Linked DNA regions of Homo sapiens: region 2 is linked to region 1. A link is an interaction called in ENCODE POLR2A ChIA-PET data of the cell type or tissue named here. Cell type or tissue: GM12878. All regions are shown on one strand. Each heading gives the region's core, and the rest is flanking DNA. Links, peaks and the distances in the headings are about the cores only.

The links. ChIA-PET counts read pairs that join two places held together with the same protein. Peaks named below come from ENCODE experiments on the same cell type or tissue, not always from the same donor. Only the 100,000 strongest peaks of a DNase experiment are listed, where the experiment ranks them.
Region 2: POLR2A ChIA-PET joins it to region 1 with 5 read pairs; 2 of 35 experiments call an interaction of 5 or more read pairs at or near these places.

The regions. Positions count from the first base shown.
Region 1 is chr20:11,509,671-11,514,733 of GRCh38, reverse strand. No RefSeq gene overlaps it. Among named protein-coding and RNA genes, the nearest start is that of LINC00687, 360 kb to the left of the region's middle. In GM12878, for the core only: no CTCF peak of the experiment used is centred there; a DNase peak (open chromatin) is centred at 2,671.
Region 2 is chr20:11,276,237-11,281,299 of GRCh38, reverse strand. No RefSeq gene overlaps it. Among named protein-coding and RNA genes, the nearest start is that of LINC02871, 250 kb to the right of the region's middle. In GM12878, for the core only: no CTCF peak of the experiment used is centred there; no DNase peak of the experiment used is centred there.

The DNA.
Region 1 (5,063 bases), core at 763-4,762:
TAGAAGCAAATTCCCCTGCAAGCAGGACAAAGGCACAGGCCAGTCAGGCTGATCTTTCGCGGTAATCAGGCAGCCCCACACCTACCAGGGGCAATAGGCATGAAGTGGCTGTTACACTCCAGTTCAGTGAGCCTGGGCTGAGCTTTTCCCCACTCACTATAACCACATACAGATAAGCAACTGAAAATCTCCATGCAGTCTTCTAGATCTGACATGACAAACTCAGTTTTGGAAAAGTTTTTCCTTCAATTTTGATGTTGCCTGAAGTGCGTGTTCCTTTTAGTGTGTTGATTTCCTATGGAATCACACCGCGACAGAGAGGGGTATGTTCTCTTCCCAGGTGATTGTTTTACTAATACTACACTTAACCATTTCTGTGTAATCTTATGTCTACTCTGTTCTTTTCTGCCCCAGAGATAAGATCACTAAGGTCTAAGATGTCAGAAACTAATGACAGGCAGCTCTAGTTTCTTAATCTCTTTTTGGGTTACCCCACCAACATCTCTTATGAAACAAATCCTCCTCCCCCTCTCCCCTCTCCCCTCCTCTCTTTCCACGGTCTCCCTCTGATGCCGAGCCAAAGCTGGACTGTACTGCTGCCATCTCGGCTCACTGCAACCTCCCTGCCTGATTCTCCTGCCTCAGCCTGCCGAGTGCCTGCGATTACAGGCACGCGCCGCCACGCCTGACTGGTTTTCGTATTTTTTTGGTGGAGATGGGGTTTCGCTGTGTTGGCCGGGCTGGTCTCCAGCTCCTAACCGCGAGTGATCCGCCAGCCTCGGCCTCCCGAGGTGCTGGGATTGCAGACGGAGTCTCGTTCACTCAGTGCTCAATGTTGCCCAGGCTGGAGTGCAGTGGCGTGATCTCGGCTAGCTACAACCTCCACCTCCCAGCCGCCTGCCTTGGCCTCCCAAAGTGCCGAGATTGCAGCCTCTGCCCGGCCGCCACCCCGTCTGGGAAGTGAGGAGCATCTCTGCCTGGCCACCCATCGTCTGGGATGTGAGGAGCCCCTCTGCCCGGCTGTCCAGTCTGGGAAGTGAGGAGCGCCTCTTCCCGGCCGACATCCCGTCTAGGAAGTGAGGAGCGTCTCTGCCCGGCCGCCCATCATCTGAGATGTGGGGAGCGCCTCTGCCCGGCCGCGACCCCGTCTGGGAGGTGAGGAGCGTCTCCGCCCGGCAGCCGCCCCATCTGAGAAGTGAGGAGCCCCTCCGCCTGGCAGCCGCCCCACCTGAGAAGTGAGGAGCCCCTCCGCCCGGCAGCCGCCCCGTCTGGGAAGTGAGGAGCGTCTCCGCCCGGCAGCCGCCCTGTCCGGGAGGGAGGTGGGGGGTCAGCCCCCGCCCGGCCAGCCGCCCCGTCCGGGAGGGAGGTGGGGGGCGCCTCTGCCCGGCCACCACCCCATCTGGGAGGTGTACCCAACAGCTCATTGAGAACGGGCCATGATGACGATGGCGGTTTTGTGGAATAGAAAAGGGGGAAAGGTGGGGAGAGGATGGAGAAATCAGATTGTTGCTGTGTCTGTGTAGAAAGAAGTAGACATGGGAGACTTCATTTTGTTCTGTACTAAGAAAGATTCTTCTGCCTTGGGATGCTGTTGATCTATGACCTTACCCCCAACCCTGTGCTCTCTGAAACATGTGCTATGTCCACTCAGGGTTAAATGGATTAAGGGAGGTGCAAGATGTGCTTTGTTAAACAGATGCTTGAAGGCAGCATGCTCCTTAAGAGTCATCACCACTCCCTAATCTCAAGTACCCAGGGACACAAACACCGCGGAAGGCCGCAGGGTCCTCTGCCTAGGAAAACCAGAGACCTTTGTTCACTTGTTTATCTGCTGACCTTCCCTCCACTATTGTCCTATGACCCTGCCAAATCCCCGTCTGCGAGAAACACCCAAGAATGATCAATAAAAAACTAAATAAATAAATTTAAAAAAAAAAGATTTCCAAAAAAAAAAAAAGAAACAAATCCATACAACAATAGGACCAGCTGCCAAAAAAAAAAAAAAAGCTAAATATAGCAGAAGTGGCTATGTTGGTTTAGAACTTAAAAGGGTATGTGAGTGTGGGTGTGTATAAGTGTCCATTTTTTAGCTGATTTGAAAAATCACTTAGCCTATTGATGAATCACAAAAACCAAAGAAATAATTTGTGTGAGAAAATTTTTATTTATTTTCCTGAATCTTTTAAAGATTTAGGCCAAGAGTACCTATAAAATAATGGAGTTTTTACTGGATCCTTTAGTGGACTCAGCCTCCTGCGTATTATCTGAGTGGTGCTTTGGGAAAAAGAATAGCATCTTGTACTTTTGTGGAAACCTTCAACTATGATTTGTGAATTGAACTCTCTCTCTCTCTCTGTATATATATTAAACATAATACATGTCTCAGGGACACAGGCATGGTCTTCTTCCAAGTCAATTTCTGAGAAAATTCACGTTAAAGTGAAAGGCTACAGCTGAAACCCCCACATGACAAAGTTGTACTAGGATGAAGTGGGGTAGCGTTGGCGTTGAGCTTGCAAATGGAACAAGCAGCCCTTGCTTTAGCATTCGTATGATTCTCTCTGCCTGTGTACTCTGTCCTATGTGCCAAACTGTTTCCCCCAACATTTTCATTCTTTCACTACACGAGGCACAATCTTATCTTGGTTCCTACGTTCCTAGTTGCCTAGTTACAGTGGTTCTCAAACTCTGTGGTTCATTAGAGTCACATGGAGAGTCATTTATGTGCCAGTGGCCAGGGCCCTGCCTCCTGAAAACTCTGAATCTCAGTAGCTCGGGCTGAGCATCTGTAGTCTAATATGCTTCCCAGGTGATTCAAAGTTTCATTAGAGTCACAAATGGATGATGAAATAAAAACGCCTAATGTTAATGAGTAAGTCTGATCTGTTGTACAAGAACAAAAATAAAGAATAGGGGAAAGGGTAAAACTGCAAAATATTATGCTGAAAATTTTCAGAATCAATGAAAGGCAAACATATACAAATACAAGAATTGAACACTTTGAAAAGCAGCCAGACAGAAAAGTCACCAACAAAGGAATACAAATTATACTGATAATGACTATTATTCATTAGCAGCCCTGAAAACCAGAAGATGTAATAGTATCTTCAAACTGCTCAGAGAAAATAACTTCAACATAGAAAAAAAGATCTTTCAGTAAGAAACGCAAGATAAAAACACTTTTAGATTGAGAGAGATAGGAAGAAAAAGAATTGATCACAAGTAGATCTATACTAATCAAGCAAACAAAATTAACAATGCAAATGAAAGGACTGAGCAATAAAATTAACTGGGGTTTTCTTCCCATATATATGTAAATATGTAATTTTATGCTAAAAAATTAGGAAACAAATATCTTTAAAAATGACCAAGTGCTTGGTCATTATTCAAGTAATAAATTTCAAAGATTTTGCTTTATACTGATCTCCATATTTAGTCATGATGTAATTAAAATAGAAATCAATGGAAACATAAACCAAATATTTTTATATATTTTAAGTCATAAAAAACACTATAAATTTTCTTCTTTAATTTTTAAGTTTTTGTGTGTACATAGTAGGTGTATATATTTAAGGAGTACATCAATTTTTTTTTAATAGAGCCATGCAATGTGTAATAATCACATCATGGAAAATGATGTTTCCATCCCCTCAAGCATTTACCTTTTGTGTTACAAGCAATCCAGTTACACTCTTTTAGTTATTTTTGAATGTACAATTAAATAATTATTGACTCTAGTCACCCTGTTGTGCTATTACTAGGTTTTATTCATTCTTACTATTTATTTTTAGTGGCCATTAACCATCCCCATTTCTCCCACATACTCCTGCTGCCCTTCCCAGGCTCTAGTAACCATCCTTCTACTATCTATCTCCATGAGTTCAATTGTTTTGATTTTTAGATCCCACAAATAATTGAGAATATGCGATATTTGTCTTTCTGTGTCTGGCTTATTTCACTTAACATAATAACCTCCAGTTCCATCCTTGTTGTTGCAGATGACAGAATCTTATTTTTTCCTATGTGGGAATAGTACTGCATTGTGTATACAGTAAACAATGTACCACATTTTCTTTATACATTCATTTGTTGGTGGACATTTAGGTTGCTTCCAAATTTTGGCTATTGTGAACGGAGCTGCAACAAACATGGAAGTGCAGATATGTCTTCAATGTACTGATTTCCTTTCTTTTGGGTATATGCCCAGCAGTGGGATTGCTGGATTGTATGGTAGCTCTACTTTTAGTTTAGTTTTTTTGTTTTTTTGTGTTTTTTTTGAGGAAACTCTAAACTATCCTACAGAGTAGTTCTACTAATTTACATTCCTACCAACAGTGTATGAGGACTCCCTTTTCTCAACATCTTCACCCACATTTGGTATTGCTTGTCTTTTGGATAAAAGCCATTTTAACTGGGGTGAGGTGATGTCTCATTGTAGTTTTGATTTGCATTTCTCTGATAATCAATGATGCTGAGCACCTTCTAGTGTGCCTGTTTGCCATTTGTGTGTCTTCTTTTGAGAAATGTCTATTCAAATCTTTTGCTAATTTTTAAATCAGAGTATTTGATTTTTTCCTATAAAGTTGTTTGAGCTCCTTATATATTCTGGTTGTTAATACCCTGTCAGATGGATAGTTTGCAAATATTCTCTCTCATTCTGTGGGTTGTCTTTTCACTTTGTTGATTGTTTCCTTTGCTGTGCAGAAGCATATTAACTTGGTGTGATCTCATTTGTACATTGCTTTGGTTGCCTGGGCTTGTAGGGTATTGCTCAAGAAATTTTTTCCAAAGCAATGTCCTGGAGTGTTTCCCCAATGTTTTCATTGAGTAGTTTTATAATTTGAGGTCTTAAATTTCAGTCTTTAATCTACTTTGATTTGACTTTTATATATGACAAGAGATGGGGGTCAAGTTTCATTCTTCTGAATGTGGGTGTCCAGTTTTCCTAGCACCATTTATTGAAGGGACCGTCTTTTTCCCAGTGTATGTTCTCAGCACCTTTGTCAAAAATAAGTAAACTATAGGTGTGTGGATTTGTTTCTGGGTTCTCTATTCTGATCCAT
Region 2 (5,063 bases), core at 650-4,649, 230 kb after region 1:
TTACTTACAAAATATATTTTAGAATTATTTTAATTACATATCTCTGGCGAGGTTCAATAATGGACTTGGGCGCAAACCTCCAATCCCCTCTACCATTTTCTTACTGTAGAAAGTTCATCACTCTGTAGTACAACTAGTTGTTTAATTATCTGTCTCTTTAGTAGACAGCGTTCTTTTTGAAAGCAAGAACTCAATCTTATTTCATCTGAAGTAATTATTCAATTAATATGCTTGAACAAATGGAAAAAATGGAGGAATGCATTAAAGCAAGAGTTATACACTGTTTTAAAGTTTGCAAAACATTTTCCAATACATATCTTAATTTAAAACCAAAAGTAACATTGGGAAGAAGATTATTCCCATTTTTCCAATAAAGAAACTAGGGGTTAGGAGTTTACACATCAAAGCTAAGAGGCCTGTGGCAGAGAGGATAAGAGCATGACTATGAAGCTATCCTGTCTGAGTTTGAATCCTAATATCTTTACTACACATAATGTAACTTAGGCAAGTTACCTGACTCCTCTATGCCTTAGTTTCTTCATCTATAAAATGAATACAGAACAGTAACTTCCTCACAGTGTTGCTCTGAGGATTAAATAATATATGAAAAGCTTAAAACAGTATCTGGCACATAGTTTTCTGAGAGGGGTACTGACTACAAAGCTAGTACTCTTGTTACTACACTACAATAGAATCTTAACTACTGCTTCCAATGTTCCTAAAGAAAAACAGACACTGAGTATCAAACAACCAACTCATAAAGATTTTTTGGAACAAAACCGTAGGCATTGAATAAAAATGATTAACTGAGTCCATAATACCTACCAAGTACTATATTAGTTTTATGAGAAATAATGCTATGATATCTTGTTTTCTTTTTTTTTCCCACTCTGTCACCAGGCTGGACTGCAGTGGCACCATCTTGGCTCACTGCAATCTCTGCCTCCCAGGTTCAAGCGATTCTCCTGCCTCAGCCTCCAGTGTAACTGGGATTACAGGCATGTGCCACCACAGCAAGCTAATTTTTGTATTTTTAGTAGAGATGGGGTTTCACCATGTTGGCCATGATGGTCTCGATATCCTGACCTTGTGTTCTGCTCAACTTGGCCTCACAAAGTGCTGGGATTACAGGCGTGAGCCACCGTGCCCAGCCCCTTATTTTTTTTTTAATGTTGTGAGAGAGGCTAGTGGGGAAAATCACCTTCACATGAGGAACTAAGATAAAAACATAGAATGCAACCATTCCACAAATAGGCAGAGCTCCTCGCCCCCATGCTTGTATATACAAGCGTGGATATATACACTTGTGTATACATGCTTGTATATACAAGAGAGGATCAGGAGGGCTGTGCTGCAGGTGGTGGCAACTTTTAGTGCTATATAGGGTGATCTGAGCAAGCCTCACAAAGAAACTAATATTTGAGTGAAGCCATGGAGGTGAGGATTTACCCAAGTGGCTGTTTGTGAGACCACGAAGTATTTATTTATACCCTGAGTAGTCCTCTTTTCTTCAATCTGGGCTGATTTGTAACTGACTATTTTTCTCTTTTTATTGTAGTGAAATTCACATGAATTAAAATTGACCATTTAAAAGTGAGTAATTAGTACTTTCACAATGTTGTGCAATCATTACCCCATCTAGTTCCAAAAGAATTTCTTCACCCCCAAAAGGAAAGCCCCTACCCATTAAGCAGTTATTTCTATTTCCTCTTACCCCTTCTCCAGCCCCTGACAACCACCAGTCTGCTCACAACCAAAAGCTAGAAACAATGCAAGTGAGCATCAACAGAAAAATGGAATAACAAATCATGGCGTATCCATACAATGGAATATTATTCACCAATAAAAAGAAATGAAGTACTGAGACATACTAGAATATGAATGAATCTTACAAACTTTGCATTACATGATTGATTTGGGACCAATTCAGTGTGGTGCAAGGGGATGCCATGGACTGTTAGAGGCAGGTCAGGAGGAGCCTGGCAGCCTCTGCAAAGGGCACTTGAAGCTCTCACTGATGGGGGATCCTGAGCTTCCAGGTAACAAGGAAAACTACCATGAGACTGCCATGCTGGGAGGAAACTCATACTAGCCATATGGAGAAGGGGCTGGAAAAAAGGGACCCCCAGCAAGCTCCCAATAGTTCAGCCATCCCAGTTTAGGTGTCAGAAATGTGAGCAGGACAGCTGTTTTGAATATTCAACCTCTAGAAGATACTTCACGGAGAAGAAAAGAGGAAACTCAGTGACAGCCAGAAATGAGGCTCAAGGCATGGCCCCAGGGTAGACATTCCAGGCATCTGTAATTATCTAAGCCATCCCAACTCAGGTTCCAGCAACAATAAATAAGTAGATGGATAGCTAGGTAGATGGATAGATAGATGATTAATGATAGCATATTAGAGACTGATAAAGTGGCATGAAAACAAGCAAACAAGACCAGGGTAAGGAGGATCAGGAGGTCTGTTTTGTAGGTGGTGGCAACTTGCAGTGCTACATAGGGTGATATGAGCAAGCCTCACAGAGAAGGTGATATTTGAGTGAAGCCATGGAAGTGAGGGAGTTATCCAAGCGGCTGTTTGTGAGAAAAAATATTTTAGGCAAACAGAACTAGTGCAAAAGTCCTTAGTGGGAGAATGACTGGCATATTTGCAAAAGAGCAAGGGGGCCAGCCAGGTTGGCTACAGCAGAGAGTAGGGGATAGAGGATGTCATAGAAGTGCACCAGGCTACATGGGGCCCTGAGGCCCTGAGGCCCAAGGATGGTGGCCTTTTTTCTGAGTGAAATGAAGAATTCCTGTGGACTTTTAAGAAGAAGAGCTATATGATCGAACTCATATGTTAAATGGATCTCTCTGCCTACTTGGCTAGGGGTACACTAAAGGGGAATAAGGGAAGAAATGAAGACCACTTAGAAACCTATTATAATGATCCAGATGAGAAAGATGGGGGTTGGACCAGGGAGGTGACAGCAGAGGTCATGAAAAATGATGGATACTGGATATTTTGAAATGGAAAGCACCAATGGTTTTCATACAGACTGGACGTGGTGAGCTATGAGAGGAGGAGGGGGTTTGAGGTATTTATTCTTCAAGGGTTTTAGCCTGAATAATTGGAACGATGAAGTCATCAATGAGATGGGAAAATTAGGAGGGAGCAAGTGGGGTAGGGATGATCAGGTCTATTTTTGGACATGTGAAATGTGAAACGTCTGTTAAATCTCTGAGTGAAGTGTCAAGGAGAGAGAGGTTTCAGCTGGAAATGAAAATGTGGGTATTTAAACACATGTGACTGGGTGAGATGAGCAAGGGAGAGAAGGAAGAGGCCAAGGACAGAGTCCTGGGAGACTGTGACATCACAGGTGGGGGAAACGATGCCAGAGACAGAGGAGTAACCAGGGAGGTGGAGGAGAGCTGAACATTTGGGCAAGAGGAAATTAAACTTGGGGAGGATATGAGGTGCTGGAGGAGATCCTGCACATAGCAGGTGCCACTTGAGTGTGTTTTGAGGCAAAAGTGGAGGTTTTACAAAGGGATTTGCATGGGCAGAGGGAAGCCCAGTTAAAAGACAAGATGGAGCCAAGTGCAGAGATGTAAAAATAAATGATTGGTTCACAAATAGTCCGATGTAAATTAAGGGCAAGGTGGATGTCAGGATAGAGTAAAAAAATGCTAATGGAGACCTAAATAATTGTCAAATTATGAAGGAATTTGAATTTCTAACTGAGGAGCCAATAAGAATTTTTGAGGAGAGAAAGTGCATGATTTAAACAATGTTTTAACAGCACTTTCTTGTTGCAGGGTTATACTTAAGCAGTGGAGTGAATGGCCTGCTATCATTAAAGCAGCTTGCCTTCAAAATAAAATAAAATAAAGTAAAATAAAATAAAATAAAATAAAACAAAGTAAAATAAAGTAAAATAAAGTAAAATAAAATAAAATAAAATAAAATAAAATAAAATAAAATAAAATAAAATAAAATAAAATAAAATAGAGTAGGAGGTCCCAGTAACCCATATGGAAACTACAGAGTGGGGACAAACAAGCCTCTGAGCTGAGCACAGGGCATTACTGGGTCTCAGCTGAGCATAGGGCATTATGGGTTAAGTCGTTCCAGTCTCCACACACAGTGTCTGGAATTGTGGATCTGTGAAAGCTTTTAACAACTGGTCCCGGGACAAAACTAAACCAATGAGCTAATAAAAAGGAAACGAAGTAGTGGAGGGTAGTGGGAGGGGTGATAATTTTTCAAGAAAACCTCCAAATTAGTATTTTGCAAATGTAGTTAAAGTGGAAGAAACCTTTTTTTGAGTCAAAATTCATAAATTAAATTCCAAGACTCTGCTTGAGGGGACTCTGGGGCAGCCCCAAACTTCTTCCACCCACCCCCTACTCCCTGCAGCACCTGAAGCATGCCCCAGATCCCTGAGGCTCTGCAGACCCCAGCTCAAATCTCCATTCAGTAGAAAATCAATGTCAAAGAGCTTTTCCCAGGTCTTTCAGATAGTAGAATTATATGTGAAAAAGTCACCTGGCAATGTTAGTTTACGTTCAAAACCTCAAAGGAAAGACATTGAGAAACCAATACAAATGAGAAAAAAAAAAAAAAACAACCTTAATTCAAACAAAAACAGCAAGCCCTGAAATCTAAATTCTAAGGCAGAGTGTAAATGAATGTCTAAATGCAACAGAAACATAGTTTTTATTATAAATGTCCACATGAATTGCCAGCTTTAAATAAACCATATATATATGTATACAAATTTGTATAAGGAGAATAATCAACTAATAATTTACTTTGTGACAATGTGGGATTTTTATAAATGTGTTGGTTATTTCTTTGTACAACTCGACTAAAGAATTTACTGAGAATTCTTTACATGCAGGCTCCCTTGCTATATCAGCAATTACTAAATTTCCAAGCATTGAATCCACAATCAATAATTCAGAAAAACTCAGAATGCCTTCATCAGGGCTAAGCCATGCTATATAGCTAGTATTTTAAAGATACAACTTTAAGCCTAATTTGTTTAAAAGAGTTTATTGCTTATAGACTTAATTTTTCC